2 separate regions of the Homo sapiens genome follow, and region 2 is linked to region 1. A link is an interaction called in ENCODE POLR2A ChIA-PET data of the cell type or tissue named here. Cell type or tissue: A673. All regions are shown on one strand. Each heading gives the region's core, and the rest is flanking DNA. Links, peaks and the distances in the headings are about the cores only. Region 1 overlaps MFNG (MFNG O-fucosylpeptide 3-beta-N-acetylglucosaminyltransferase). Region 2 holds the start of LOC124905114 (a long non-coding RNA gene).

Region 1 (15,809 bases), core at 3,088-11,087:
ACTCTGAGCCAGCTCTGTGCTCCATCAAGAGGATCACAACACCTGGGGGAGAAGGTGGCATTAGTCTTGTTTCTAGATCTCAGGCAACTGAGGCACTGAGATTAAGCCAGTCTGAGGTCAGCCAGGTTCAAGGTCACTCAGCTGCTGGGTTTGGCTCCAAGGTCTGCAAGCCTTGCTACTACCCAAGCCTGCCCTGCCTTGCCCTGGCTGGGAGGGGCGCCCCAGGCAATTCATACTGGACAAGAGCGGGCTCATTGTCCTGGGGCATGTCCACAGAACTGTGTGTGTACACATGACCAGGGTCATCCGTGTGCCTGGGGTGCCCCCACCCAGGCTTCTGCCCACCTCTAAATTACCTTTGTGTGAATTAGAAAAAGCCCTCTCCCTCCAACTCCTGCAGGTGCAGCTTGAGGGCATGCAGGCTGGGGAGGGGAGTGCAGGCTGGGGAGGGGAGTGCAGGCTGGGGAGGGGAGTACAGGCTGGATTTCCACACCCACTTGCCCCTTGGACAAGCATCCAGGGCAGCGGCATTAATGGGGTATACGCGGCCAGTTGAAGTCCATGCCTGGGACTCTGTTCCTGTCTCCCCTCAGCACTGGCTGACTCCAGCCCATCCTGCAAGACTCTGTTTAGGTGGCTCATGCCTGTAATCCCAGCACTTTGGGAGGCTGAGGTGGGTGACTCACTTGAGGTTAGGAGTTCAAGACCAGCCTGGCCAACGTGGTGAAACTCTGTCTCTACTAAAAATACAAAGATTAGCCGGGCATGGCAGCGGGTGCCTGTAGTCCCAGCTATTCAGGAGGCTGAGACAGGAGAATTGCTTAAACCCAGGAGGCGGAGATTGCAGTGAGCCGAGATTGCACCACTGCACTCCAGCCTGGGCAATGAAGGGAGACTCTGTCTCAAAAACAAACAAACAAACAAACAAACAAATGAACACACAAAAAAGCTGCCACCTCCTCTGGAAAGCCCGCCTGATTCTCCCTGTACCCCCAGGCAGCATGCTTCCCTCTGACTTAGCACCACTCTTTGAAAGACCTGCTCCCTGCTCTGTCTCCCGCCAGAATAGGGGCTGCTGTTGGGGGCAGGAAGCGTTTCTTTCTCATCTCTGTATCCTCAGCCCTAGCATGGTATCTGGCACCAGCAATGAATAAATGAGTGAATGAATGAATGACAAGACAGAGAGAGAAGGAAAGGCTACATTTATAAAGGGCATCACCTTCCCATTCCCTGTTTAATCCTCACGACAGCTCCACGAAGACACGGCCATTAGCATCCCCATTTCACAGAACAGGAGACTGAGGCTGAGGCTCCCCAAGGTTCCTGACTTGCTCAAGGTCATACAGTATGCAGGAGGCAGGTGCTCTGTTCTGCCAGCTTGTCCCAGTGGAGGGCCTTCATGGGGTGGCCCACGGCTCTGGGTGTGGAGGGCCTGGGCCAGCGTCTGCAGTCTGGCTCTGTCCCTCAGTGGCTCCCGTTTCATGGACACATCTGCTCTCATCCGGCTGCCTGATGACTGCACCATGGGCTATATCATTGAGTGCAAGCTGGGCGGCCGCCTGCAGCCCAGCCCCCTCTTTCACTCCCACCTGGAGACCCTGCAGCTGCTGAGGACTGCACAGCTCCCAGAACAGGTGAGCTGGCCTTGGGGGCAGGTGGCAAATGGGAAGGGGAACCAAAGGAACATGGGGTCCCCCCAACCCTCCCTCCTGGCGTTTGAAAGAAACCTGGAACTCCAGATTATGGGTCTTGGGTATTCCCTATTGATGGGGAAACTGAGGCCTAGGGTGGCAAAGGACACCCTAAGGGTACACAGGGACTCAACCCCTTCACCTCTAACCCTCAAGGATTAGCATTTGTGAAGCTGAAATTCTTTGATCTGGTCCTCAAATGCCGGGAAGGACCTGAACAAATGAGATGAGGTTGTCTTCAGGTTCCCACCACCCTGCTCTCCACCCATACCTCTACTCAGTCTTCCATCCTCCCCACATTCCTCCCGGGGAGCCCAGCTGGCTCTTCTAATTTTACCTGTTAGGAGCCCCTTCCTTCATCAAAACTCCCCTATCCATTGCTCAGTGCTGTTCCTGCCAACCCTGAGGTTACCGGGATGGAATGGGTCTTTGGGGGGACGCTCAGCATTATGTTAGGCTGGGGGAGGAGGGGGACCCCATCCCACCACCTGGCAGGTGATACAGGTCCAACTGGCTCTGCCTCGGAGAGGCTGCCCTCTGACACTGTAGATGGTCCTGGCTGGGAGCGTCCCCGGGATCTCCTGCCCAACAGTGTGACAGAAACTCAACGTGAACTGGCTAACCTGAAAAGGAAATTGTTGGCTCACATAACTGAGAAGCTCTCCCCCAAGTTGGCCCATCCTCAGGTGGGCTCAGCCCTCATGTTGGCAAGATGGCAGCCCCAGCTTTCCCCCCACTATCGGAGGAGAGCGCCTCCTTCCTTCAGATCCCCGGGCTGGCGTTCATTGATTTGATGACTGGGCTTGGGTCAGGTGACCCATCTCCTACCAGCACCTGGAGTTAGTGTTGATTGGCCAGGCCTGGAACTGGGGTGTGAGGTTGGTCCCATTAGGATGGCAGGGCCTGAAGCCAGGAAAGAGAGGCAGATTTGAGGCAGCCCAAACCAGGGCATCCTAATGGTTAGGGTATCCTGAGTACCCACAATGCCAGGCACCACACTGGGGTCCTTCCCTTCTTTTTTTTTTTGAGATAGAGTCTCGCTCTGTTGCCCAGGTTGGAGTACAATGGCACGATTTTGGCTCTCTGCAACCTCCACCTCCCGGGTTCAAGTGATTCTCCTGCCTCAGCCTCCTGAGTAGCTGGGACTACAGGCACCCACCACCATGCCTGGCTATTTTTAGTAGAGACAGGGTTTCACCATGTTGGCCAGGCTGGTCTCGAACTCCTGACCTCAAGTAATCCACCTGCCTCAGCCTTCCAAAGTGCTGGGATTACAGGCATGAGCCACCGCACCCAGCCACCCTTCTTTAACTCTCTGGTTCCTCACAGTAGTCACATGAGGTCAGTACTAACATTATCCCCATTCTATAGATGGGGAAAATGAGACCCAGCGAGCTGAACTGACCACGGCACACAGCTAATATGGGGCAGAGGGGCACTGGAACCCTAGCTGGGTGGTCCCTATGCCCACAGTCTTTAACCACTGTGCTCTACAGCCTCTGAGCTGAAATCATGATCCATGTCGTCACTGCCTGGTGGAGTAGGGGCTCCGGGTGAAGAGGGATGTGCCAAGGCCCTCCAGTGAGTCTCAGAAAACCTCCATTCTAGTCCAGGCTTGCAGCTTACTGGAAAGCTGCCTTTTCCTGTTGAGCCTCAGTTTCCAAATCTGTAGATGGGGGTATTGTTCCAGCTTCTCAGGGGAGCTCAACTCTTGAGGGAGCAAATGGGATTAAGGGCATGGCAGTGCTCTTCCAGCTGTGAAGTGCCTTGGGGCGTGGGGTGGGCTCCCACCACCAGCGGGGAATTTCAGGTTCCCGGGCAGCTTTCCCTGCAGCTTAAAACCCCTCCTCCACCTGTGCCAGGATGCTGCCCCCTTGTGGGGATCCCCAGTGTGATGCCCCAACACTCTTCTATCTCCCTGCCCAGGTCACCCTCAGCTACGGTGTCTTTGAGGGGAAACTCAACGTCATTAAGCTACAGGGCCCCTTCTCCCCGGAGGAGGACCCCTCCAGGTGGGTCTGGGGGCTGGAACCTTGGATGGGAGGAGTGGGGGCTGAGTCCAGGCATCCAAACATGGGGGAGCTGGGAGGGAGTGGAGTGGGACAGGCTTTGGTGGCTGACAGCACAGAGCTAGGAGTGGAGGGAGTGGATTTCAGTTTCTGACCCTGCCACTGGCTTGCTGTGTGACCTTGGGCAAGTGTCTTGCCCTCTCTGGGATTCGGTCTCCCATTAGTAACACCTGGAGGCTGGCCATGATGGATCTGAAGAGCTCTCCCAGCCCCAATCCTCTGGGGTTCTTTGGGAGTCCCTGGAAGGCTGAAATGCCTTCCCTGAGCACAGGCAACGCTCTCATGGTGGAACTTCAGGCTCTGGTGGGGGATTTTTATTTTATCTCTTTTGGACTCCTTGTTTCTTTGATACTCTTAAATGCTTCTTTTAGGCAGGTAAAGGGTTGGAATAACACCTTCCAGTTCTGCCCAGAACTGGCCACGGGGAGATGGGCCACCCAAATCCGCTCCTGACTGGTCTAGAGCAGTCTTGGAGCATAGCCTGTGATATGCAGCTTCCTTTCCACACACCAGCACCTGCCAGCTGTGGCTTTTTTTTTTTTTTTTTTTTTTTTTGAGATGGAGCCTCGCTCTGTTGCCCAGGCTGGAGTGCAGTGGTGCGATCTCGACTCACTGCAACCTCCGCCCCCCGGGTTCAAACAATTCTTCTGCCTCAGCCTCCCGAATAGCTGGGATTACAGGCGCCTGCCACCATGCCTGGCTAATTTTTGTGTTTTTAGTGGAGGCGGGGTTTCACCATGTTGGCCAGGCTGGTTTCGAACTCCTGACCTCAAGTGATCCGCCTGCCTTGACCTCCCAAAGTGCTAGGATTACAGGCATGAGCCGCTGCCCCCGGCCCAGCTATGGCTTGTGATTCTGGCCAGGGGTGGCGGGATGGGGGTGGAGAGGAGTTGGGGGAGGGGACACATGGACTCTGGGCCCATCAGTCCAACCCCAGAACTGATGCTTGACCCCTTCCCAGCATCTCTGCCAACTGATGGGCTGGCTTCACCTTGCATGCCTACAGCCATGGGGAGTTCCTCCCTCCTGTGGCAGTCTGTTCCATCTCTGGGCAGCTGGACTAGCCCCAACCCTTCTATTTGCATTTCTGCTCCTTGTAGTGACATGCAATGGGTCTGGGAACTGGGGAAGGAGCCCTGATTCTGCCTTTGGAGACTTAGCAGGGACTCAGGGAGGTAACGAGTAGAGGAGGGCATGAGGTGAACTCTGGGCCCACTTGAGTGACAGAGACTTGTCCAGAGGGAGTCCTGGGGGACGGGGAGTCTGGGACACTGTGTGTGTAGGGGATGAGGGTGAGTATGCCAGTATAGGTTGTTATGGGAGAGTAAGTCAGAGCCCTGATGTTGACTGGGGAGTAGGGGCTGGCCGGGGAAGGCTTCTGTGAGGAGGTAACGTGAAGGACCTGAAGGGCTAGCAGGAGTTCGCTAGGAGAAGAGCAGGTGGCAGATCACTCCCGCAGAGGGGACAGCATATGCAAAGGCCTGATAGCAGGAGACAGGCCTTGACCTGCTCAAGGTAGGAACGGGAGACTGTGTGACTGGAATGTGGAGAAGAGGAGGGAATGGTGTCAAATTTGGTTGGGGACGTGGCAGGGGCCTCTCCAAGGCCTTTGTAGGCTCTGTCTGGACGCTTGTGATGCTTGGAGGAACCAGGGCCCCTGGCCCTGACGTTCTGCAGTGCTGCCTGTCCTGGGGCAGAGGGCTCCCATGATGCTGAGGGCCCTTGCGGCCAAGGCTGCGTTGAACAAGTTGGATATTACAAGGAGATAGAATTTGGCTCGATATAGGAACAAAAATTCAAAATTCCAAGACGAACGAAGCTGCCTTCTAGTAGGATGAGCTCCCCGTCAGCAGTGTGTAAGCCGTAGCTATACTGACAAGAGGTTTAAGAATTGCTGTTAAATTTCCTCAAAGCTTGAAGATTCTAGAAGTCATAGATTACTGCCAAATGGGTCTGGAGCCACCTAGAGATTCAGATGCATGTGATCAGATGATTGGCCTCAGCTGAGGTCTCTTTATGGCTTCTCTGGCTTTTGAAGTTTCTCCAAACTAGCGGTTCTCAAGTGGGGGTGATTTGTCTCTTAGGGGACGTCTGGCAATGTCGGAGACATTTTTGATTCTTATGATTCAGGAAGATGCTACTGGAATCTTGTGGGTAGAGCCCAGGAATGCTGTTAAATATCTCGCAAGGCACAGGACAGCTCCACAACAAAGAATTCTCTGGCCCTAAGTGTTAGTGGTGTTGAGGTAGAGAAACCCTGCTCCAAACCGCCTCTGTGGCATGTGTGCACCTAGGAGAGTGGGCTGAGAGCAGAAGTGGGGGGTGACCATCCTGTCCTTTTCTGGTCTCTCTGCAGATTTCGCTCCCTCCATTGTCTGCTCTATCCAGATACACCCTGGTGTCCCCAGCTGGGTGCCCGATGAATCCTGAACTGCTGGGCAAAGGTTGGGCAGAGACTTCTGGGTGTGCCTTGGCTCCCAAGGTGGCACTGTGGGTCCCTGGCAAGTGTCTTGTGATAGGCAGTCCCTGGCAGGGCCTTCGGGTGGTTGGCAAGCCCAGGATCTGAGTGGCAATTGGCACTGAAGGCACCCCAGGCCCCTGGGAGGTGAGTTAGACAGCCCAGGGGACCAGGTGGACCAGGTGGTGGCCAGAGAGGCTCCAGGGGCTAGACTCCCTCAGGAGGCTGAATTGAAAAAGGGCAGGGGGCACTTGAGCTGGGCTGGGGCTCAGGGGTCCTAACCCTTTAGGCAGTGACATGGCCTCTGGGTGGGGTCTGGCCGTTGGCCCTGGCTAATGTCTCTCAGTCATTCCCCTGGGGCTCAAGCGCTGGGCCGCCCACTCCTGCCTCCCTCATCTGTGTCCCGAGTTCCTGAAGGGACATGGGTGGAATGATGGCAGAATCCAGGGTCTGCAGCACCTGCTGTTGTTGCCAACCAGTCTCCCAAAGCTCCTTGCTCCCCACCCCTTGCGAACAGGACCAGATTTTGTTTGGAGCCTCAGCATGCCGGGGCCCAGATGATGGAGCATAACGGGTCCCAGCCAATTGTGATGATCCTTTTTGCTCATTTCCCAGCCTTTCTTGCTGTTAGGGGCTACCATGGGACCAGCTCTGGCCAGAGGGAACTAAGCAAATCCAATAGAGATGTTTCTGGGGAAGGTTTTGCAGCCCACTCCCCATCTTCCTGCTATAAATGTGGGTGTGATGGCTGGATCTGGGGCAGCCACCTTGCTACCATGAAGGAAAGGCCAAGACAATCATCCACAGCTATTCCCTCCAGCATCTGGTTCTGTACAAAAATTAAATGCTTATTTGTTTAAGTCTCTCTTGGTCCAGTTTTCTGTTACATGCAGCCAAATTGTTCCTGACGGGGTATGGTCTTTATCTGTCTATCACAGTGGAGATGGTGATCACTTTTGGTGGTGTGATATGATGTGTGCAAAGACCATGTTACAGAGCCTGGCACAGAGAAAGGAAGGGCAGAGTGGCTGGTGACTGTTACTAGTGTGTTTGTGAGTCCTGGTGTGTGAGGCGGTACACAGGTGTATGTGTGTGTGTGGCATGTACCTTCTACATGTGTCTGTGCATAAACATGTCCATGTGTTTTTTTTTTTTTTTTTTTTTTTTTTTGAGACAGAGTCTCACTCTGTTACCAGGCTGGAGTGCAGTGGCGCAATCTTGGCTCACTGCAACCTCCGCCTGCAGGGTTCAAGCAGTTCTCCCAATTCTCCTGCCTCAGCCCCCTGAGTAGCTGGGATTACAGGTGTGCACCACCGCGCCCAGTTAATTTCTGTATTTTCAGTAGAGACAGGGTTTTACCATGTTGGCCAGGATGGTCTCGATCTCCTGACCTTGAGATCCGCCTGCCTCGGCCTCCCAATGTACTGGGATTACAGGCGTGAGCCACCGCGCCCGGCCTGTGGTGTGTGTTTTTGTGGCTGTGTCGCACATGTGTACATGATGTATACATGTGAGCCTGTGTGCTGTGAGGTGTGGAGTGGTTCCTCCTTTTCTCTGCCCCCAGGGCCTGGGTTGGGGGAGGTCAGAGAATCAGGGAAGGCGGAATGGAGACTCAGGGCTGAGGGACTTAGCCTCAGGTATCAGATAATGGTGCCAAAGGGCGATTTGACAGCCAAGGGCAGGAACTGAATAAATGCAAGTGCCCTTGGAATTTCCGATCCCAAGGAGGTGGATGGATGAATGAAAGTGATCATGGTGAAATTTCAGGCATGGTGGCACATAGGCAGGGGAGGGTTAGAGAGGGGAGGTCTGTGTCATGCCCAGTGATGCTTGGAGTTGGGGTCACAGTGGGGCTCTCAGATGGGGAAGGAGGAGGAGAGATCCCGAGGGCCAGAGGGGCCCTGATCCAGGGAGCCAGGGCTAGGGGCTCCACCCTTGAAGAATCAGAAACTGTCTTCTGGCTACATCTGTGCTGGGGACATCTGGAACCACTGAGCACCTGAAGCCAGCCCCTTTGTTTTCCAGGGAGGAGAGGTCCAGAGAGGGACTGCCACATGCTGTGGTCACACAGTGAGTTGGGTGCAACTGGCCACTTGTGCTTCTCCAAAGCCCCGCTTCTTTCTGGGCTGGCCCAGGGCTGGGTTTATGGGATGCCAGTCGAGTGAGGGCAGCCCCCGGCCCTGCAGCCCCGTGGGGCTGGAATGGTGCCATCCACAGTCGCCGTCCTCCCCACCCCACCCAGGGAAGGCTGCTCATCGGCCCGCATTTAGACGCGGCAGCAGATTTTCGTGTTGCTCCCAGATCCTGAGGGTCGGGTGGAGGGAACAGGACTCGGGCCATCTGCTGCCTCCATTGTCCCAGAATAGCTGGGGGTAGGGAGGGGGAGCAGAGTCAGCAAGGATCAGAATTGGGATGAAGGAAGGAGGGAGTCTGAGTTTAACCCTTTGCGTGTCTGCCTGGGAAGTTAGGAAGCTCCCTGTGCCCTGTGCTGAAGTGACCCATCTGGACCCCAGAGGCAGGGGCTGAGTGTGGGGTGGGGTAGCAAGGTTAGACCACCTAGTCTTGGCCTTGCCATGCCCCTTGGGCACATAGCTGCCGCTGAGCTTCCTCCCGTTTAGCCTGAGCTCTGCCTGCCCATTTTAGGGTGCATGTGGATGAGATACTTTGAGGACCATGAGTGGTCACTGATCCTTCGGCTAGGTGGCTGAGGGTAGGCCCCCATGATAACAGGGACAGAGAGTGACTCCAGAACAGGAGCCCTGGCCTGGGGCAGACACCAGAAGGAGCCTGGAGATCTCCTATAGGGGTCTATGGCTCCCTCAACCAGCCCCTATCCCCAGCAAGGAGTGTGCAGGGGCCCAAGGTAGGTCTCCTCTCCTCCCAGCAACCTTTTTCTTTTTTGAGACAGTCTCACTCTGCCACCGAGGCTGGAGTGCAGTGGCATGATCTTGGCTCACTGCGACTTCCGCCTCCTGGGTTCAAGTGATTCTTGTGCTTCAGCCTCCTGAGTAGCTGGGATTACAGGCATGTGCCACCACGCCTGGCTAATTTTTGTATTTTTAGTAGAGACAGGGTTTTGCCAAGTTGGCCAGGCTGGTTTCAAACTCCTGACCTCAAGTGATCCGCCCGCCTCGGCCTCCCAAAGTGCTGGGATTATAGATGTGCGCCACCGCGCCCAGCCCTGGCAATCTTTTAATTGATGCACCTGCTCCTGCTGTGAGTGAGGTGGACTCCACCCCGGGAGGCTGGTGACCTATCATCTCAGCTTTGCCCTTCTGTAAGTATTGATGCCAGCAGAACTATAAACATACATATCTACCATCAAATGCATGTTGGGGGTCAGGCACTGTTCTAAGTACTTGACATAAATTAATTCATTTCATTCCCACCTATTTGAAGTAGGTACAATCGTTATTCCCGTTTTACAGATTGGGAAACTGAGGCACAGAAGGGGAGAAGGTCCTTGTGCCAGGTCATAGGTCTTCTCGGTGCCAGAGCCAAGGTTGGAGGCAGCCTGGCTCTGCAGTGGTCATCTCGCTGCGGGACAACTGAAGAGTTGGAGAACCTCCTCAGGCCTGGGCTCCACCCTGCTGCCCACCTGTGGCTCTATGCCCTTAGGCAGGTGGCTTCACTGTTCACTGGCCTCTCATCTGTAAAATGGGCACAGTGGCTCCTATGCAGCAGGCTGCGAGGCTTTGAGATGCTGCATAGAAAGCTCCTGATGCGGGGTAGTTGCTCAGTAAGTAGCACCTCTCTGTCCTTGCTGAGCTCACGTTATCAGCAGTAAGAGGTTGGGGTACTGGGCTGGCCATAACCTCCACTCCCCACCTTGGCTGTTATCACAGCAGCCTCCTCGCTGCTCCTGTAGTCCTCTCTCCACTGCTCACTGGCTCCTGGCACAATGGCCTCCTTGCTTGCTGTGGCAGGTGTCATGTTCTCTGCCAGCACCAGTTCTTGCCTCTCCTTGTATTGCAACCCTCACTCCTGCACAGCTGGCTTGTTCTTGTCAAGCTCCCATGTCCCACCTCTTAGGGAGGCTCCCCACTCCCATCACACAGCAGCCACCTGGTGGTCATCAATCACCTCCTGTTATAGTCACTCATAACCTGTCACCCTTGCAGACCTGCCTTCCAGGTATTTGTTTGTTGTCTACTCCCACCTGGCTGTGAGCTCCACGGTCAGGGATCCCCTTGGTTCTGTTCCCTGCAGCTCATGACCTGGCATAGTAGATCCTCAACAAATATCTGAGGAACGAACAGAAACATAAGTGAACGGACTTCTCAGATCTCTTCCAGCTCTGTCAGTGTTTTAAGATGCTATGGAAGATACTGAAATAACTGAGGCAATGCAGTGGGGCTTCCTAATGGAGGGATCAGGCTGGCAATACCAGAACGCACCAAGCCTTCTTAGTATCACCCAGAAAGCGTTCTTAGTATGCTCCAGATGTGATCCCATAGGAAGGACACAGCACTTCCCAGGAAGTCCGCTTGCTAGAATGATTGACCCTACATCACCTCAACCCTCTGGACCTAAACACCAGTCTACAGGAAGCAGGAGGACAGTGCAACATGTTAAATGACACCACGAGGGTTCGGTCTGCCACATCAACAATGAGGACAGTCTCACATGACGAAGGGCCTGGTTTCCTCAACAAGTAAAAGGGCATAAAAAGGAAGAGAGTAAAGACTGTTAGAGAGGAAAATAGATTTAAGGGATAAAGTACCAAAATGCAATGTATGGGTCGGGTGCCATGGCTCACGCCTGTAATCCCAGCACTTTGGGAGGCCAAGGTGGGCGGATCACCTGAGGTCAGGAGTTCCAGACCAGCCTGGCCAACATGGAGAAACCCTGTCTCTACTGAAAATACAGAAATTAGCCAGGCGTGGTGGCGGGCACCTGTAATCCCAGCTACTTGGGAGGCTGAGGCGGGAGAATTGCTTGAACCCTGAGGCGAAGGTTGCAGTGAGCCGAGATCGCGCTGCTGCATTCCAGCCTGGGCAACGAGACTTTGTTTAGATCTTTATTCAAGCAGACGAACCCTAAAAAGGCATTTTTCAGGAAAATGAGAAAATTTGAAGATGGACTGCATATTAGAGGATCTTAAGGAATGGTTCATTTTATTAGGTATGGTGATGATGTTGGGCTTATTTTTAGAAATGTGCTAGTGTGTGAGAGATACATTCTGAAATATTAATGGGTGAAATGATCTGATGTCTGACATTTTTGTTAAAAAGGGGCTTGAGGGAGGAATGGAATGAGAATGGCAAAGTGGGTATGGCAGTTAGAGCTGGGTGATGGGTGCGTGGGAGTGCCTCATACCAGTCCCTCTACTTCTGTAGGGGTTTGAGACTTTCCATAATAAAAGTAAAATGGAATAAATAAAAGTCGGTCTGTGCATATTTCATTTCTCTGGCTGTGGCCCTCTCCTTCCAGCTCCCCCCTCCTCCACGCCCCACATTCAGGCCCAGAGAACATCTGTTTTTACCAGGCACAGCTGTCCTGGCCCCACTTCCTGTTAGCCCCAAACACCCGGAGAAAGGAAAGCCAGGCCTTGACTCAACTCTGGCTCCTGCCTGATTTGCATTTGGCCTGTTGCCTGGTTTCCCAGAGGCCCACCCTGATTTCTTTGGGTTCTGAGCACTTGTCTCAGCTGCTGTGTAACCCAGGAGCACTTCCCCTGGGCACATTCCTCTCCCTACTCATCCTCCAATAATTGCTCGCCTCCTCTAGCAGGGGTCAGGGAGGTGGAAGTGGGGATGGGATGGGTCCCTGTGTCAGATGCTACATGGGACAATCAGGTGCAAGCCCTGCCCTCAATAGGGAGTCCCAATCCCAGTTGGGACATGATTGAAAACATAGCGGCCGCGCAGTGGCTCACACCTGTAATCCCAGCACTTTGGGAGGCCGAAGCGGGCAGATCACAAGGTCAGGAGTTCGAGACCAGCCTGGCCAATATGGTGACACCCCATCTCTTCTAAAAATACAAAAATTAGCTGGGCGTGGTGGCACATGCCTGTAATCCAAGCTACTCAGGGAGCTGAGGCAGAAGAATCGCTTGAACCCGGGAGGTGGAGATTGCAGTGAGCAGAGATCACGCCACTGCACTCCAGCCCAGGAAACAGAGTGAGACTCCATCTCAAAAAAAAAAAAAAAAAAGAAAAAAGAAAACATAGCACATCATGTAAACAACGATAATCAGCAACCATATGGTGCAGGGAGGGAGGACTACATTCTGGGGGGTTCAGGGCGGGAGGAATCAGGCACATTGATGTGTGAAGTGGCGTTGTGTCTGGGTCCTAGGCCACGAGATCTGAAGGAGCAGAATGTGTCATACTGTGCCTTGCAGATAGGGCCGTGGAGACTCCAAGGAAAGATACAGATGCTGGTTATGGTTATGATAACTACCGTTCTCACATGCCTATGTATCTCATCTTGCAGGATAAAGGCCAGGTATGTGCCTGGTGCTGTGTCTACACAAAGCAGAAGGGGCTGCCTCTCTCCCTCCCTCCCCACGTCTACCCTGCCTGATGCAGCTCTGTGCCTTACAGTATCTGGCACAGTGCTGGGTACATAGCAGGCACTCCATGAAGACCAGCTGATTATTGAGGTCAGTGTTCAAACTCAGTCCAGTACCAAAATGGCTGGATAGAATCACAAGCAGTTAGGATAGTTGGTTAAAACAGATCCCAGGGCTCCATATTAGACCCTCAGAACCCAAATCTTTAAAGAAAGGGCCAGGGAATCTGTATTTTTACCTGCCCCCCACCCAGGAGGTCGTAAGTTGCTGGGTTACAGAAGGAGGTGAGGGAGTTAGAGGATAGTTCAGCACCGCGGACAGAGCCACACTGCCGCTTCCATCGACTCTCTTTCCTGGGACTGACTAGCTGGGGGCAAGGAAGGTCAGTCTCTGTATGTGAAAGGGATCCACAGTCTAATCCTGATGGGGGCCAGGTGACACCTGTGGTCTTGACCCCCACATGACGCAGCCCCGGTCCCTGCTTCGGGAGCAAGTTTCAGGGAGGACAATGGTCTCGCTGCAGAGACAGCTTCGACTGCACAGGGAGGGGCCGTATAATAAATATCCCCTCGATCTCTTTTATAAGTTGTAAGTGACCCCCATACTGTGCAAGCAGCAAAGCATGAAGCCTGAGCCTGTGTGAACAGATTAATCCCCCAAACATGGTTTGAGCACCTACTGTGTTCAAGGGCTGTGCTGGTAGCCACAGGGCATGTAGGGATGAGAGAGAGATACAGCCGCCGCCTCAAGCCACCTGCAGCTTGTCAAACATGGTTCATTGGTTGTTAGAAAGGAGAGCAGCCTTGAAGATAACCAGACCCTGAGTCCAGTCAGTGTGCGTGTTAGAGAGGCAGCCAGGGGAGTGGAGAGAACAGACATTTGGTGGCAGAGGCTTCCTGCATTTGAGAACTGGCACTGACAAGCTGCGTGGCCTTGTGCATGTGGCTTCACTCTCAGAGCCTCGGTTTCCTGATCTGAGAACTGGGAGTGACTGCATCCCTCCCTCTATCCCTGCCCCGCCCCCCAGCATGTACTAGGAAAGTGCCCACCTGGCCTGGTTCCCAGGACCCAGCCTGAGCACCATTCATTTACTCATAGACTCTGCATTTGCTGAAGACCCATTATATGCCAGTTACAGTGCCAGACACGGACAATAAGGTGGATGAGAGCTAGCACCCTGGGATCTGATACTGGGAGAGTAGGCAGACATGGCTCCTCCTCTTTTTCTCCTGAGCCCCCAGCTGGGCGACGTTTCTAGCTTCCCTTGCAGTAAGGGTGGCCATGTGACTGAGTTCTGCCTGATGGATGTGCCCCACTTGCAGGGCTGGCCCATAAAGCCCTCCCCCATGAGGTGATCTCTTTTCGTCTCCTTCCCTGGCTGGTGAGAGAAGCCTCTGGGTGCAAGAAGGGCAGAGCCTGGAGGCGGGAGGGGCCCAGGACCCGAAACAGCAGGAGGAAGTCTGTTCACCAAATAGTGGCACTGAACTGTTGCAAGCAGCAGAAACATACTAGTGTTGAGTTGAGGCCCTAAATTTTGGGGTGTTTGTTGCAGCACTTAGCCTGTCCTGACAAACACAGAGAGACAGACATCAAGCAGGTGCAAACAAGCAGGAATTTCAGAGACGATGGGGTGATGAAGGAAATAAACAGGAAGGGGACAGTGGAGAATCCTTGGGGAGGATACATTATGGATTTCTTTGCTTTTCTTTTTTATGAGACAGAGTCTTGCTCTGTCACCCAGGCTGGAGTGCAGTGGCACGATCTTGGCTCACTGCAACCTCTGTCACCCGGGTTCAAGCGATTCTCCTGTCTCAGCCTCCTGAGTAGCTGGGATTACAGGCGCCCACCACCATGCCTGGCTAATTTTTGTATTTTTAGTAGAGAAAGGGTTTCACCATCTTGGCCAGGCTGGTCTTGAACTCCTGACCTCAGGTGATCCACCCGCCTTGGCTTCCCAAAGTACTGGGATTACAGGTGTGAGCCACTGCACCCGGCCCTAGACTTCCACGCTTTAAAAAATGACATTATTAATTTTTAAAAATTGCATTAAAATATATATAACAAAATTTACCATTTTAACCATTTTAACCATTTTTTTTTTTTTTAAAGAGACGAGGTCTCACTCTGTTGCCCAAGCTGGAGTGCAGTGGCATAATCAGAGCTCACTGCTGCCTTGAATTCCTGGGTTCAAGTCATTCTCTCACCTCAGCCTCCTGAGTAGCTGGAACTATAGGGGCATGCCACCACACCCTGGCTAATTTAAATCTACATTTTTTTTTTTTTTTTTTTGTAGAGACAGGGTCTTGCCATTTTGCCCAGGCTCGTCTTGAACTCCTGGGCTCAAGCGATCCTCCTGCCAAAGCAATCCTCCTGTGCTTGGCCTTTAACCACTTTTAAGTGTACAATTCAGTGGCATTGATTTTATTCACAATGTTGTGTGACCATCACCACAACTTTTTTGTAATGTTTAATCATAATGTTTTCAAGGGTCATCCATGTTTGTAGCATATATCAGCACCTCATTCCTTTTTATGGCAGCATACTATTCCATAGAATGGATATGTCTCAGTTTGCTCCTGCATTCATGTCAATGGATATTTGGCTTGCTTCCATCTTTTGGCTATTGCGAATAATGCTGGTATGAACGTGGGTATACAGATATCTGTCTAAGTCCCCACTTTCAAGTTTTTCAGGGCATATAGCCAGAATTGCTAGATCATATGGGAATTCTATGTTTAATTTTTTTGAGGACCTGCTGTACTGTTTTCCATAGGAGAGCATCATGTTATATTCTTACCAGCAATGCACAAGTGTTCTAATTTCTCCACATCATGGCCAACAATTATTTTCTTTTCTTTTTTTTTTTTTTCCTGAGACTGAGTCTCACTCTTTCACCCAGGCTAGAGTGCAGTGCCATGATCTCAGCTCACTGCAACCTCTACCTCCTGTGTTCAAGTGATTCTCCTGCCTCAGCCTCCCGAGTAGCTGGGACTACAGGTGAGTGCCACCGCACCTGGCTAATTTTTGCAATTTTAGTAGAGACAGGGTCTCACTATGTTGGCCAGGCTGGTCTC
Region 2 (15,809 bases), core at 4,735-12,734, 88 kb after region 1:
GCTTCTCAGAGGAGGAGGCATAAGGTCTCGGCCCAGGGGATGGGGACAGGTGGGAATGGGTCCCAGGGTTAGTACCAGCTAATCGCTGGTGAGTAACGGCCTGGTGGATATGGGTGTGGGCGTGCCCTCAATTCCATAGGGTTGCGAGGGGACATGGTGGGGTGTGAGCTTAGAGAGGGAGAGAGGGGTTCTAGGGCCACAGGTTGGGTTGTGAGCTCTATTCTGGGGCCAGTGGGAGCCATTGTGGGCTGTTGAGGGAGAGTCAGGAACAGCTGGTCCTGCTCTGTCTCACCCTCTTCTCTCTCCCTCTCTGGGGCACACTTCAGGATCACATTCCCATAGAACCTTGCAGCCATGTGGCCTTGGCAGCACCTGCACTGTGCCAGGCACTGTGTACATTAGTCCTCATTGTGGCCCCAATTGACAGAGGAGGACGCCAAGCTCTGAGAGGAAGCTCTTGCCCAAGGTCATAATCTGACTCCCAAGCCCCGCATGCTTCTCCCACTACCTCCCCCTGAAAGAGTTCCTATTCTCTGTGACCTCTCCCATCCTGGGGACGCCCCCCACGAAGCCCCGGGGAGTGCCTGCCAAGGGCAATGCAGTTGGATTTGGAGGGTGAGGTCAGGAAAATCCCAGATGTTAGCAGGACTGGCTTTCTCCAAGACCTGAGTTTCTGCCCTATCAGCCACCCTCTGGGATAGAGAGTGAGGCGGGGCTCCTTCCCACTTTACAGATGAGAAGACTGAGGCCCTGAGAGTCATGTGGCTAGTCCAAGGTCAAACTCAAGGGAGTGACAGCCTAGGCTAGAAGCTGGTCTCTTTATTGCCCAACTGAGGCTGGAGGGAGGCTGAAGTCCCCTGAGATCTGTGCAAAAGCTGACCCCTCCCCGACTTCCCCAGGGAGCAGAAGAGCCCAGAAGAGCACTGGAGTCACAGACCTGGTTCAAATCCTGGTTTTGTCTTTTGCATGAACTGTGTGATCTGAGCAAGTCATGAATTACTTGGAGCCTCGATTTCCTTATCTATATGAGGGCGGCGAGCTGGCCTCCTTCACTCAGCCATGAACAAATATTTATTGAGCACCTACTAGGAGAAGCAGGACCCTTCCTCGGGGAACTCAGTCCAGAGGTAGCAGCAGCAGTTATGATTCCGGTTGTGATGGAGGAAGCACAGGGGGCTGTGGGAACCCACAGGAGAGACCCCGGCCAGGTTGGAAGAAGGCAGGCAGGTAGGAGGGCAGAACAGGCAGCGGCTCCCACAAGACCATGTGGGCTGGGCTCTGGATGCTGTTGGAATTTTCCCAGATCAGCCCGAGCCAACGAAGACTTTTCAGCAGGGAGTGCCATGCTCAGGTTGATGTTCTAGAAAGTTCATCTTCTGCTGGGTGGAGGGGGCATGGAGTGGGGAGGTAGGGTTGGAGGTAGAGAGACCAGCAGGAGCAGTAGGGGGAGGCGGCGGCACCAAGGCGGGACTAGGGGCAGGTGGGGAGGTGTGGGTGCCTCTCACTGTGTCTGGGAACTGGGAGAGAAGCAGGGGAGGAGGGGGAAGGGGCCGTGGGAGATGAGTCCAGCCGTGGAGGTGGACATGGACGAGTGAGTTTCAGGTGCCAGGGAAGGGCCCCGGAGGCAGCTGGGTACGGTGGTTTGGGTGTGGTCAGCCCAGAGCTGACATTAGAAGCCTTGGGAAGGGTTGAAGGGCTCTTGGGGTAGGGGAGGGGGAAGCGGGTTTGAGAGAGGCAGTGAGCAGGGACCAGGACATCAGGGGAGGCCACTGCTTGGCTTACAAGCAGAGGAGCCCGAGGGGCCGCGGCCTGGGAGGTCGCGGGAAAGCAAAGCTGCAGGTCCCCAGCCCAGGAAGAAGGTGGCAGGACTTAGGTCTGTGGGGAGATTTCAGAAGGCGACATGTCAGGCGCTGTGCCTGGCACCAGCGCGGACGAGGTGCCCAGGAGGGTCAGCTCCTGCATCTTTTCACCTGAAGGCAGAAGCTTAGTCTGTCCCTTACCCTCCTGAGGAGGACGAGGAGGCTACAGAGGGGGAAGGTGTCAGGGAAGGAGGAAAAGGGGAAAAACATTTGCATGCATGACAAGGCTGAAGTGAGGGAGAGAGAAGGGGGGAGAAAGAGGAAAATAAATTACCATACACCAGGATCTTGTTATTCAAGCTAATTTTCAAAGGACCACAGCTGTCACGCTGAGATAATTCGTTAATTATAACAGCCATTGTGCTTTGGCGCTGGGAGAGAAACCGAGGCCGGGGAACAGGCTGAAGGTGGGGGTGGGAGCAGGCTATTGGGGGGCCTGGACATCAGAGAGGGGACAGGGACAGAGGCAAAGAGGGGTGTGTTGCCCTCGGGACTGAAAGGAAGACAGGCCAGGCCCCATCCTTCCTCACTGTCATGGTTGCGGTGGGTAATGAGGTCCTCCTGCCTGCCTGGCGTGTGCCACGGTGCCACGCGCCAGACCCTCACAGCGATACCTGCAGGAGGCAGCTTCCTGGAGCTGTGACCCTGCCCAGACCCTGGCCTGTGGCCATCCCCCTCCACGGCCCTCTGAGCTGGTGCCCTTCTTGTCCCACTTTACAGAAGAGGAAACCGAGACCCAGGACAGATTAGCTTGCCAGGACCACGGGGTGAGGTGGCATAGCCTGGATTCGAGCTGAATGTGGACCCTGCGCTTTGGCAGCACGTTAGGGAGGGCCGGTCTTGGTGGACTGGCCACGCGGAGTTGGTGGCCACAGCAGCTGTCACATAGATAGCCTCACGTTTGGGCTGTGGTTTCTGCCCAGCCGGCGGCCCTCCCCGGGGAGTTTCCGGGGCTCGATGTCGACCCCTCTGCACCGACAGAGCCTCCTTGTTCTCTGCTGCTGCAGCTGCAGGCCCCCCGTAGCCTCAGAGGCGGCCGTCAGTGTGGGCTGGACCCTCCCACCTCCTCTGGAGAAAGCTGGTCTCAGGGCCAGGGGGAGGGAATTTGGGCCACCCCAGCTGGTGTCCATACTGACCCCTTGCGATCGCCTGGTTAGAGGTTCTGAAGCGACAGAAGCTGAATGGGCTGTGGCCTCAGGAGGGGTTTCTCAGCCTGGGCCTAGAGGGCTCCAGGACCCTGGGTGCTGGGCCATGCTAGGGACAGGGGGCTGGGGGCGTAGCAGGCAGGTGTCCCAGTCCTAGGTGAGCAGAGTGAGGGAGTCCATGGGGAGAGGGGTGGGACCAAGGAGCCATTCCAGAAACCCCAGGGCCCCTTGGTGAGCTGTGGTGTGGCTTCAGGAACTCAGGTCTCCTGGTGTCCACAGTGGCCATGCTTGGAAACAGCACCTAGGCTAGGCCAGCTGGCAGTGTTCTGTGGGGTGGGAATAATGTTTGGGAGAGGGTAACCCTCAAACCCCAGTAGGAGTCCCAAACTTGACCCAGGCAGGAGAGAAGTGGGCCCCACAAGGTGACAGGTGGGCCTGGGGTGGCTGTGTGGGAACTCCCTTGGTTGGGGACCTCTCCCCAGTGGGGCCGCATGGAGCCAAGGGGAAGCTGTCAGAGGGTCAGGACAGCTTAAAGTCCTGTAGAATTGGTGACCCACAGAGGCCAAGACACAGGAGACTTTTAGGACCAAATAAATGGTAGATACATCCTAGAATCCTTGAGCCCCAGACTCATAACTGGAGACCTCCCTCCCTAAATGACCGATCCATGCTGTTAGTATCCTGGTACTAAAACCCAGGAGCCATGGGTCAGGAGGATAGGGGAGGGGGGCTCGAGGTCAGGCAGGGGTCAAGTACAGGAGGCAGGGATCGGGGCACCCTTGGGTCCCAGGCTGAGAGGCTCATAGGAATACCCCTGACAGGCTGGGTTTCTACGTGTCCCCACTCTGGGGTTCCCCCCTTGTTGCTGGCCTCATAAACTCCAGTGTGCAGGGGTCAGCTGGCCACCTAAACCAGAGAGGCAGGGAGGAGGTTGGATGCTGCCCCGGCCTGTGCCACTGCTGTGCCTCCGGGGACGCAGACCCAGGGAAGCCAGATCTTCCCTGTATCTCAGTGGATTCCAGAAATGAGGATTTTTGAAATAAAATCTGCCAAGTTTTCAATATTGGCAACTGATTAAAAAAATGTGAAAACCACCATCCAGATGAAACAGGATCCCACAGCAGCTCTTGAACGGAGCCTGGGGCCGTGGAGGCTGGAAGCCACTGTGTAGCAGTTGTGAGGCCTCAGTTTCCTCATCTGCAAAGTGGGAATAGTGATAGTGCTTTTAAGATGTTTAAAGTTGGCTCAGGATTAAATGAGTTAATATGGGAAGTGCGGAGGCCCAGCCAGTGCAAGCACTGAAGACTTTTCATCTTGTCGGAGGCCGCCCATCCCTCCCCGGGCTACCTCTCAGGGGGCTTCGCTGTCCGACACTGGAGCCTCCATTTCCCCCTTGCGGTCCCCACATGCACTGCCCCTGTCTTGGGACAGCCCTGAGGGTACTGGAGGGCAGGGAAGCGTTCGCCCCTTGGGACCCTGGGGGAGGAGCAGGTGGAGGAGGCAGAGCCAGGAGGGCGGGCCTAGCCGGCGCCTGGTACATAGTAGGTGCTCCATAAATGTTTATTGAATGAATGAATGGAGGCCATGCAGGCAGAGGCAGCCGTGCTGCGCAGGCACTGGTGAAAGAGCGGGTCCAGTGGACACTGGTGAGTAGTGCCCAGGGGCTGCAGCTGAGGGGGCCAGCAGGGGCCGGGGGGAGGCGAAGGTCAGGTCGGGAGAGGGCAGGGGTCAGGAGTGGGAATTGGGGTCAGGTGGGGAGAGGGCAGGGGTTGGGAGTGGGAAGCGGGGTCAGGTGGGGAGAGGGCAGGGGTTGGGAGTGGGAAGCGGGGTCAGGTGGGGAGAGGCCAGGGGTCGGGTGGGGAGAAGGTAGGGGTCAGGTGGGGGAGGCAGGGTCAGGTGGGGGAGGCAAGGGCAAGTGGGGAGTGGCTAGAGGTCGTGGGGGGTGGGGAGGTGGGGTCAAATGGGATGAGGCCAGGGGTCAGGTTGGGAAGGTGGGATCAGGTGTGGGAGGCACAGTCCATGGGGGAGGTGGGATCCAGGGGAGGAGAGGTAAAGGCCAGGTTGGGGAGAGAAGGGGTGAGGGAGGCAGTCTCCTGAGTAGCTTGGAGGATTCTGGGAAAGCCAGGAGGTGGGTTTTTAATACAGGTCATCCTTGGCTGTGGGACAATCCTATCCCCAGGTGCCTGGTGGTGGGTGGGCTGGGGTGGGGGTTTGCCAGGGAGTGGGCCCTGCTCACGGGCCATGTGGTTACAGCTGCCCCTAGAACCAGGCTCAGGTGTCTCCTGTCAGGCCACAGGGTGGTTTGCCAAGGCCAAGACCTTTGGTAAAACCTTCCACCCCCTGCCTCTCTCCTTCCACCAAGGCCTGGACATGGAGTAGGTAGTAAAGATGACTGTGGCACCCTGTGAGCAGGGGAGGCACGGGGACCGGGTGAGCCATGGGGGGGTGACACGGTGGGCAGGTGACAGGGCTTTGGGGTGGCCCCAGCAAACCAGAGACACATGTGTACTGTGGTTTTCCTCCAAACAGATGAGGAAACTGAGGCCCAGGGAAATGAGGTGCTGACTTGCCCGAGGTCACACTGCGGCTCAGCGGCCCAGCCCCATGCCCCTTCTTTGGCTGAGGTTACACCTGGAGATGCGCGTCCAAAGCACCAAGGCCTTGCAGAGACCCTGACGCCTTGGCTGTCAGCTGTTGGTGCTGTGTGGTTCTTGTTAAGCTCTTTTGAGTAAGAAGGCAGCTTAGTGAAGGGGAGGCAAATCTGTCTGTCCCAGGGCCAGGGGCATAGTAGGTGTTCAGGGAATACATGTGGAACGCGTAAGCAACGTGGGTGGGTGTGCGGCTGCTTGGGCAGCATGCCTCACCCAGCCCAGGGCTGAACTGCAGGCAGGGCCCCTAGCCTGGGCCCGGTCCCTGTTTCCCTGTGACACAGATGCAGTCATGGCCTGCTCACCCAGTGCAGGATGACACAGAGCCCGGAGCAGGTGCCAAAGCAGTGAGGGGCAGGAGCCAGCTCCCCCGGGACCCAGAGCAGCTGGTGTGCAGGGCTGAGACTAACAAGACATGATTGAATGGGGGTGGACGAACACCCAGCACCTCAGAAGAGACCTAAACAGATACTGCCCAGAGCTGCCCGTGGACCTTGTGAGGGCACCAGGGCTGCCTGGCCGTGTGTGTGAAGGGGCCTAGAGGTTTGGTTGACATCTAGGACAAGGTGAGGACAGGACGCTGGTGCCTCCTTACTCTCACCGCATGAACAGAAGCAGGGAGCCCAGCCGAGGGAGGTGGAGGCTTCTGGAGCTGATCCTGCTCTGAACGCATCGGCACTGGTGCTTGGCTCCAGGCGACACGTTGTAAGAGGGACCTTGACAGCAAGCATGACCCGGGCAGCTGTACCCAAGGGCAGGAGGGACTTGACACCACAGCGAAGGAAGAGCAGGTAGAGGACGTGGTGCTGTTTAGCTTGGATAAGCAGAGTGATAACAGACCAGGAGATGTCAGAAGGGTCTTTATGGGGTACTGGCCTCGTCCCTAGTGGCTCCAGAGAGCAAGGTGGCACCCATGAACAGAAGCACAAGGAACCAGACTTGGCTTTGTAATAGAAGAAGAAATTTCTAGTAATCAGAGCTGTTCAAGAAGGGAATCAGGGCCAGGTACGGTGGCTGGGTGTAATCCCAGCACTTTGGTAGTCGTGGGCGGGTGGATCGCTTGAGCTGAGGAGTTCAAGACCAGCCTGGGCAACGTGGTGAAACCCCATCTCTACCAAAAATACAAAACAATTAGCTGGGCGTCGTGGCATGCGCCTATGGTCCCAGCTACTTGGGAGGCTGAGACACGAGAATTGCTTGAGCCCTAGAGGCAGAGGTTGCAGTGAGCCGAGATCGTGCCACTGCACTCCAGCCTGGGTGACAGAGCTAGCTAGAGTCTGTTTTTAAAAAAAAAAAAAAAAAAAAAGGCCAGCGTGGTGGCTCACGCCTATAATCCCAGTACTTTGGGAGGCCGAGGCGGGCGGATCACAAGGTCAAGAGATGGAGACCATCCTGGCCAACGTGGTGAAACCCCGTCTCTACTAAAAATACAAAAATTAGCTGGGCGTGGCGGCATGCACCTGTAGTCCCAGCTACTCAGGAGGCTGAGGCAGGAGAATCACTTGAACCTGGGAGGCAGAGGCGGCAGTGAGCAAAGAAAAGGAAAAAAAAAAGGAGAACCAGTAGCTTTAGGTGGGCGCTGAGAGCCCTGTTACTGGAGGTCTGCAGGTGACGGGACATCGTCTTCCAGGGAGGAGCCTTGGAAAGTCTGCTGGTTCCACTAGCTCAGGCTGGCCTGGGTTCTTGGCTGTGTGGTCTTGGGTGCATCACTGCACCTCTCTGAGTTTCAGTTCCTTGCCTGTAAAATGGGAGGCATAAGGACGGCCGTGAAACTAAAAGGAAGGCTCGGCACATTTTGTGCCCCATCATGAGCACCCCATCACAGGGGGGGCTTCTCCCTCTGATATTGAAGATTCTTTTTTTTTTTTTTTTTTTTTTTTTTTTTTTTTTTTGAGACGGAGTCTCACTCTGTCGCCCAGGCTGGAGTGCAGAGGCGCGATCTCGGCTCACTGCACGCTCCGCCTCCCGGGTTCATGCCATTTTCCTGCCTCAGCCTCCGGAGTAGCTGGGACTGACTCAGCCGAGTCAGGGGATCCAGGATCTCCCCACCATCCCTAGCCTGGAGCTCTCACTCCACACAGCATGTCCTGAGAACCCGCTGTACGTCTGACCCTGTTCTAGGCATGGGGGTTACAGCAGTGAACAAAGTTAAATCCTGCTTTGCTTTTCTGCTGGGGGTGGGGCAAGGCAGGGCGATGATGAAGAATTAAGTGACGTCAGGTAGTGCTGGCTGCTGTCAGGGGACCGAAGCCTGGGTTGGGTGAGGAGTGAGTTATCTCAGACTGGGGGGCTAGAGAAGGTGGGGGTCAGGGGCAGGGAGTGGTTGAGCAGAGATCTCAGGTGGATTATGGGGATTCTGGGGGAAGAACATTCCAGGCAGAGAGAAGAGCAAAGGTCCTGGGGTGGGGAGTGTGCCTAGGGGTTTGAGGAGCACAGCTGGCCTGGAATCAGTACTTCCTGATTGATGGAAACATCGAAATCTCTCGAGGCTTGTGGACAACTCCCCCTTGCACGCTTTCCTCTGACAGGGGCAGAAAACCCAGTAGACTGGCTCAGTGCATGTCCCGCCCCTGCCATGGTCCCAGCCCTTTGGAGGGAAGCCGGGGAGGAGAGAGCCTCTGTCTTCTCATCTGTAAGATGAGGCTGACAGCACCAGCTGTGTGGGGTTGATATAAGATTCGAGGAACATCAAATGTCAGACACAAAGGAGCATTGGATAAGGGGTATATGACTGTCTTAGAGGCCAGGAGACTGAAGCCCAGAGGAGTTAGGTAATGTGCCTGATGTCACACAGCTCAGCATTCAATCCCAGGACCCTTCCCCGCACCATCTATGCCCTGCAGTAAGGGCTCATTGTGCTGGAAATCCAAAAAGTTAACTTACCGAACGGTAGTTCCATGGTGAAGGTATAATCCTCCCATTTTACAGACAAGGAACTGAGGCCCAGGGAGCTCCATGACAAGGGAGCTCCAAGGAGCTCTAGGCAGTGAAAAGACTGGTGTTCAGACCCCCGGCTTGAGTCTCTTCCCCGGGGGGTGGCAGGCTTTGTCCCTGAGGGCAGAGTTCCTGTCCTGGTGCTAGGGTTCCAGCAGCAAGGGGTGAGGCAGCTGCCTACCTGAGAGATCTGGCTGGGCCCCAGGAGTCCTTGGTCCTCCTAATCCTCAGTAATGGCAATGACACGGATGGTGACAATGACACCTCCGGGAGCCTTGGCCAGCCTGGCTCAGGGAAGAGCCTGTGCCAGGGCTTATGAGCTGCTGCAAATGAGATTTCCCTGGCCGAGCCTCACGTCCCTGCTCCTGGGAGGCCAGGACACAGACTGCGCTTCCCCCCACCTGCTCCTGGAGCTGACGGGTGTCCCTGCAAGAGTGTGGCCACACAAGCGGGAGCCTGGGGTGGTGTGTTTGTGGGGCCTCCTGCCCTGGACTGAGCGTGTGTGTCTCTGTCATGTCTGGGATTTCGGGGGAACTCTGGAGCTGGGTGGTACTCACCTTGCCACACGGGGAGAAACAGGCTCGGAGAGGGCCTGCAGCTTACCTGGGTCTCAGAGCTGGTTGGGCCTGCATCTTCCCTGCTGACCTCCGCTGCCTGCGTCCCCAGCTGGCCTCGCTCTGTTCACCCTCTCACCCAGCCTGGGGAGTTAGCCCAACCCCCCTCAACCCCTCCCACACGCCGCAGTGCAGTGGGGGCTCTCCCCGGGTCCGGGGTCCAGACGCTCCCCTGACAGGGAAGCTTGGGAGTCAGCCTATAGCGGGGGGCTGAGAGGATGTGACCCGGAGGTTCAGCAAGCCTGAGTCCAGGGGAACCCTGATCTTGGGTGATGAGGGTTGTGAAGAAATAACTATAAAACCCCCATTAACAACAGCGGCTGTCATTCACAGAGGCCAGGCGCTGTGCCAGGCTTGCCCTCCGAGGGGGGGCAGGGGTGGGACTGAGCCAGGACTCCTTGTCTTCTCAGTTCTGAGTCCAGAGAGGGGCCCGGGACCTAGGAGCACCCGGGCGGAAAGGGCACAAACCCAGCGGGATCACTGGGCAGCTGACTAACCGGAGAGGGGAGGCATTTGCTGAGAGTGACTTTGGGGTCTGTGGTCCTGCCCAGCTCTGAACTGAGACCCCTGCACCACCAGCTCTGCCCTCAGAGCAGCAAGTGCTGTGAGGTCTCACTGACTCTCCTCTCTGCCCATGAATGTCCCCATGAGAGGGGACGTCCTACAGCATGCAGCCTGCAGACCGGGAGCCCCCGATAACAGCATGCACCCTGGCTGTGCAGCTGTTTCTTCTGTGGTGGAAGGAGAGAGTGCCCCTTAAAGAGAGCTGGTGGTGGGGCACTTGGGGCCTGAAGGGAGAAAAGCTCTAGGGGAGGGGTCCAGTCAGGCCAGGGCACGGGAGCCCTGCTCTTTGCTGGAACATGCCACCCCCCAATGCCTGCTTGCCTGCATGGCTGCACCCCTCCTGGGCTGTGCCACCGGGCTCTGGGCAGAAGAGGCCTCTGCGCCCCACAGCTGCTTCCACTGCTCCCCTCTCCCTCTGGGCTGGTCACAGGCTGCATTCTCGTGGTTCAGCCAGACCAGGTGTCAATTGTCTCCCGGGCCTCTGGGCTGCGGGAGGGAAGCAGGTGCCCGTGTCCCCTGCGCCCCCCATCTATCATCTAGATAGCTCACTGCCGTCGGTGCCTCTGTCTCAGACGCGCTTTCTCCTTTTCTCTCCTCCTCTGTCTGTCTGCTCGGCTGTCTTGATATTTTTGCTTTTCCACCATTCTCAGTCCTCACCTCCTCCCTGCAGCACCCCCTTCTTCCCGTCTCTCACCACCTGGGTATGTGGGGTGCTGCCCTGTCCCCCCTGCTGTGTGTGTGGGAGGACCACCCTCATGGGAGTAGGGGAGGGGCATGACCTTGGCCATGTGACCGCTGGACCCTTAGCCTCAGACCTGAGAGGACAGGCTGCTGCCCCCACCCCCCACACCTTGAGTGCGTGAACAGCTGGGCTAGGGGCCAAGTGCTGCTGTCAGCGCCTTCTCTGCCTTGGCCTCTCTGTTCCCTCCCTGGCCGCGTCAGGTCTCCACGGGTGGCAGGCAGGCAGCCCGGGATGGGGACCGGGCAGCTGACGCCCCTGGGACAGCACGATGGGAGCCTCCTCCCAACTCCGTCTGAGTCACGGGGGTGGGTCGGAGCTGGGCCCAGCCCAAGCCATCCTGGAGACCAGGAGGAAGAGGAGAGAGGGCCACAGGCAGGTCACCTTGAGGTTCAGGTGGGCAGAGCTTGGAGTGGCTGGGCTTGGGGCACGGCGGGCCTCTGTCCACCCTGGACTGTTTGGGAAGAGCTGGTGGGGGGACTAGCTCCCCTCCCACATGGGCCTCTTCTCCCATGCCCCTCCACGCTCAGCCTCTTCGCATCCTTTGGCAGGGCCTGGGCTTTCCCAAGGCTCCAGACAGCTTGGCTTTGCCCAATACCCTGGGTCTGGCTGTGGGGATGCTGGTTTGAGCAACTCAGATGTGAGGATAGGGGCTGGAGTTGCATGTAGGCACACACACGTGTAGAACACACAGAACACACATGTACTTAAACATGCCAACTATAACATAGATGGGTGCTTGCATTCTCTGGGATGTCCCCGACACACATACCTTCCTGCCCCTGCACACACAAGCACATGCCCCCGAAGCTGATGCAGAGGACGTGTGCACACGCGCCTGCCCGCCCATCCTTGACTTGTACACGTCAGCACACCCCTGCATCAGCACTCTGAGCCACCTGTGTGTGCACCTGCATACAAATGCGGTCCCCAGACATTCCCCGATGAGGAAGAGGGACTGCATTGGAGCAGACGAGGGTTCTCTGACAGGCCGGCTCGTGGATCTCTGAAGTGGCAAGCATGGAGACTCGGCCTCTTCCAGTACAACCTTGCTACCTGTGGGAGGGGAAACTGAGGCTCAGAGAGGGGTAGAACTGGCCTGGGATCCCCCAGGAGCCAGTGGCCGTGCTGGACGGGGGCCAAGGTCTCTGCAGCCCTGAGACCTTTGCATAGCACAGCCAAGGACAGAGCTGCTGTCTGCTGCCTGGGCACCCCTTCCTGCCTGGCTGCCTTGTGGTGCCCCCAAGCTGGTTCTGTAGCGACTGGGGAGGTGTGAGCCTGGCCTCAGAGGTCCAGATCATCACAGCCTCTGATGGCCTCTGACGTAGCATCAGCCTTTAGTCCAGCGGGCCATCTGGACTCCCTGTTCACCTATCACCATCCCCACCTCGGACTTCTTGTGGGATTAACCCCCGACCCCTCACCCATTTCCCTTTCCTCTGTTCCAGCCCTCTGGGGCTCAGTGCTGTAAATTGGTTTTGCTTTAATGGCAAAGGTTTAAATTTTTTTTTAAGCACTCTTCTCTTTCCTGGACTTTCCCAGGAGGAGGAGGAGGAGAGAGAGGCAGAGGTGGCTCTTGTGAACAGTCTCTGGCTTTCTGTGTCCAAACGTGGATTTCTCAGACCTCATCTTCACATCCCTGGCCCCTGCCCAGGGCAGAGGGAGGGAGAACTGGGCTGTTCCCATAGTTGAGAGCACAGGGTGGGGGCTGGGGCTGAGGTCTGTCCAAGGGGCTGTGTCCAGCTTGCTGGGCAACCTGGCCAAGTCTCCCCTGAGTCTGTGGCTCAGTTTCCCCACTTGGAAAGTGAGGGTTGATGCAGATGGTCTGCCGCTGTGACCCCCGTGGTGCCTCCCCTGCCCTTCTGCATCTTGCAAATGGGCGGCATGAGTCCCCTGCTTCTTCTCCCCCATCAAGTGGGCCAGAAAGGGACCCACTTTGTAGCTGTGGAAATAGAAGATGTTGTGGTTTACCTAGCTAATTGGGCTGAGCAGTTGTGGGGCTCCAGGCCTCCTGACATCTGACTTGGGCTCAGTGCCTTAGGAACCTTGATCCTGGTCTAGGCTGTGCTATGTTAGTTGGGGCAACTCCCTGTCCCTCTCTGGGCCTCTGACTCTCCAGCCATGGAAGGGGAGCTGGGCCTCAGCCGTGCTACTCCAGAAGGCTGGCCCCCTCCCAAGGATCAAGGTGCTCCAGGGAAGGCACTTTGGGAAGATGATACTGGGGTACCTCTGGCCTCCCAGAGTCTGGCCTTTCTTTCCCTTGGCTCTGCTCTGCCTGTGAGATGAGGTCTCCCCACGCCCTCCCACTGTGGGAGACCCCGGCTTCTGTGTCCCTCTGCTTGGGGGGCCCCACAGCTGCGATATTCTGCTCCCCCTCCCCCATGGAAGCTGAGACAAGGGAATTATTTTTGGAACAAGAGCAGTTACACAACAAATGAATTATTTATCTTTGGGCATGGAGGAAAGGAGGCATTTTGCTGGGCTTCTTAATTCTTTTTGTGGATTCAGGGGTGCCCGCTTGGGTACGTGGACACGTGTGTATGGGCCTGCTTGTCGTGTGCAGATTGTAGGTGTGCTTGTGTGTGTGTGTGTGTAGCTGTCTGCGTGTGCATGCCATGGAGGTCTGGCTCATGTGGGGGCATGTGGGTCTCTGTGCAGGTAGGGGGATGAGCATGGCCTCCAGGGTGCTGGGGGTGTGTGTCTGCACCTGTGCTCACCTGTTCTCTCCAGTGTCCCTTCTGTGCCCATGATCCTCAGTCTCTGCCCCTACTCCCCCTATTCTTCTGTCTCCCTCCGTCCCAGCCCCTGGGCCCCCTCCTGCCTCTTGCCACCCACCAACCCCCTGCTTCTTTGATGTAACAGGGACCCCCAGAGTGCTTGCTGGCACAGAGGCCCTGGGACGGGGTGTGGAGAAGGGATGGGGGGCCTGCGCTGGAGCTTGACGGGGCTGCTCTGAGCCCTCACACTGATCTGTCACCCGCTCTCGATGCTGCCTTTCAGGAACCAGGTGCAGATGGGTCTCTTCCTTCCTGCCCCCATCTCTCTCACTCCTGGCTCAGTGCGGCACTCTCCAGCCTCCTGTGGGAATCATCTGAAGTTCTGAGCCCGGAAGCCAAGGAGGAAGACGAGGAGGAGGAGGAGGAGGAGGAGGAGGAGGAGGGAGAGGAAGTCAAGCCCTGAGAACCCTTGCACCTTCCTAGCAGGAGACAAGGAGCAACGCTGCGGTGGGGAGCAGGCTGTGGGGCCCCCACCCCCAGCCCTAGCCAGGCCTAGTGCCTGCTGTAGCACCCTAGAAGATCCCCAGCAGTTGGCACTAGCTGTACCCACCTTGCCTGGGGCCCCCGTGCTGGGGGTCGCCCCCAAGATGGTGGCGGCCCCAGGGAGGACTGTACTGCCAGCCCCAGCCTCTGGCCGCTAGGCACCCCCTGCCTTGCCCTGGCCCCTCACTCCGAGGCCAGCGCCATGCTGCGCCTGGGGCTGTGCGCGGCGGCGCTGCTGTGCGTGTGCCGGCCGGGTGCCGTGCGTGCCGACTGCTGGCTCATTGAGGGCGACAAGGGCTACGTGTGGCTGGCCATCTGCAGCCAGAACCAGCCGCCCTACGAGACCATCCCGCAGCACATCAATAGCACCGTGCACGACCTGCGGCTCAACGAGAACAAGCTCAAAGCCGTGCTCTACTCCTCGCTCAACCGCTTTGGGAACCTCACCGACCTCAACCTCACCAAGAACGAGATCTCCTACATCGAGGACGGTGCCTTCCTGGGCCAGTCGAGCCTGCAGGTCCTGCAGCTGGGCTACAACAAGCTCAGCAACCTGACGGAGGGCATGCTGCGAGGCATGAGCCGCCTGCAGTTCCTCTTTGTCCAGCACAACCTCATCGAGGTGGTGACGCCCACCGCCTTCTCCGAGTGCCCGAGCCTCATCAGCATCGACCTGTCCTCCAACCGCCTCAGCCGCCTGGACGGTGCCACCTTTGCCAGCCTCGCCAGCCTGATGGTGTGTGAGCTGGCCGGCAACCCCTTCAACTGTGAGTGCGACCTCTTCGGCTTCCTGGCCTGGCTGGTGGTCTTCAACAACGTCACCAAGAACTACGACCGCCTGCAGTGTGAGTCGCCGCGGGAGTTTGCCGGCTACCCGCTGCTGGTGCCCCGGCCCTACCACAGCCTCAACGCCATCACCGTACTCCAGGCCAAGTGTCGGAATGGCTCGCTGCCCGCCCGGCCCGTGAGCCACCCCACGCCCTACTCCACCGACGCCCAGAGGGAGCCAGACGAGAACTCGGGCTTCAACCCCGACGAGATCCTTTCGGTGGAGCCGCCGGCCTCGTCCACCACGGATGCGTCGGCAGGGCCAGCCATCAAGCTGCACCACGTCACGTTCACCTCGGCCACCCTGGTGGTCATCATCCCACACCCCTACAGCAAGATGTACATCCTCGTGCAGTACAACAACAGCTACTTCTCCGACGTCATGACCCTCAAGAACAAGAAGGAGATCGTGACGCTGGACAAACTGCGGGCGCACACTGAGTACACCTTCTGCGTGACCTCGCTGCGCAACAGCCGCCGCTTCAACCACACCTGCCTGACCTTCACCACGCGGGACCCCGTCCCCGGAGACTTGGCGCCCAGCACCTCCACCACCACCCACTACATCATGACCATCCTGGGCTGCCTCTTTGGCATGGTTATCGTGCTGGGAGCCGTGTACTACTGCCTGCGCAAGCGGCGCATGCAGGAGGAGAAGCAGAAGTCTGTCAACGTCAAGAAGACCATCCTGGAGATGCGCTACGGGGCTGATGTGGATGCCGGCTCCATTGTGCACGCCGCCCAGAAGCTGGGCGAGCCTCCCGTGCTGCCCGTATCTCGCATGGCCTCCATCCCCTCCATGATCGGGGAGAAGCTGCCCACCGCCAAGGGGTTGGAGGCCGGGCTGGACACACCCAAGGTAGCCACCAAAGGCAACTATATCGAGGTGCGCACAGGCGCCGGCGGGGACGGTCTGGCTCGGCCCGAGGATGACCTCCCGGACCTCGAGAACGGCCAGGGCTCGGCTGCAGAGATCTCCACCATTGCCAAGGAGGTGGACAAGGTCAACCAGATCATTAACAACTGCATCGATGCTCTCAAGCTGGACTCGGCCTCTTTTCTGGGAGGCGGCAGCAGCAGTGGGGACCCCGAGCTGGCCTTCGAGTGCCAGTCCCTCCCTGCAGCTGCTGCCGCCTCCTCAGCCACTGGCCCCGGGGCCCTGGAGCGGCCCAGCTTCCTTTCGCCTCCCTACAAGGAGAGCTCCCACCACCCACTACA

The links. Peaks named below come from ENCODE experiments on the same cell type or tissue, not always from the same donor. Only the 100,000 strongest peaks of a DNase experiment are listed, where the experiment ranks them.
Region 2: POLR2A ChIA-PET joins it to region 1 with 11 read pairs; 2 of 35 experiments call an interaction of 5 or more read pairs at or near these places.

What each region holds. Positions count from the first base shown.
Region 1 is chr22:37,460,337-37,476,145 of GRCh38, reverse strand. It overlaps MFNG (MFNG O-fucosylpeptide 3-beta-N-acetylglucosaminyltransferase), which reads left to right. Exons shown (of 8, transcript NM_002405.4): 6 at 1,469-1,634; 7 at 3,618-3,703; 8 at 6,117-7,083. The coding sequence ends at 6,183. Among named protein-coding and RNA genes, the nearest start is that of MFNG, 18 kb to the left of the region's middle. RefSeq lists enhancers at 6,402-6,903, 8,559-9,172. In A673, for the core only: a CTCF peak has its summit at 3,585 (motif pointing left); no DNase peak of the experiment used is centred there.
Region 2 is chr22:37,373,691-37,389,499 of GRCh38, reverse strand. It overlaps ELFN2 (extracellular leucine rich repeat and fibronectin type III domain containing 2), which reads left to right. Exons shown (of 3, transcript NM_052906.5): 3 at 13,504-15,809. The coding sequence starts at 13,966. LOC124905114 (a long non-coding RNA gene) reads right to left here and starts at 9,268. Exons shown (of 3, transcript XR_007068094.1): 1 at 9,190-9,268; 2 at 8,536-8,631; 3 at 7,141-7,390. RefSeq lists enhancers at 2,924-3,462, 10,672-11,240. In A673, for the core only: no CTCF peak of the experiment used is centred there; no DNase peak of the experiment used is centred there.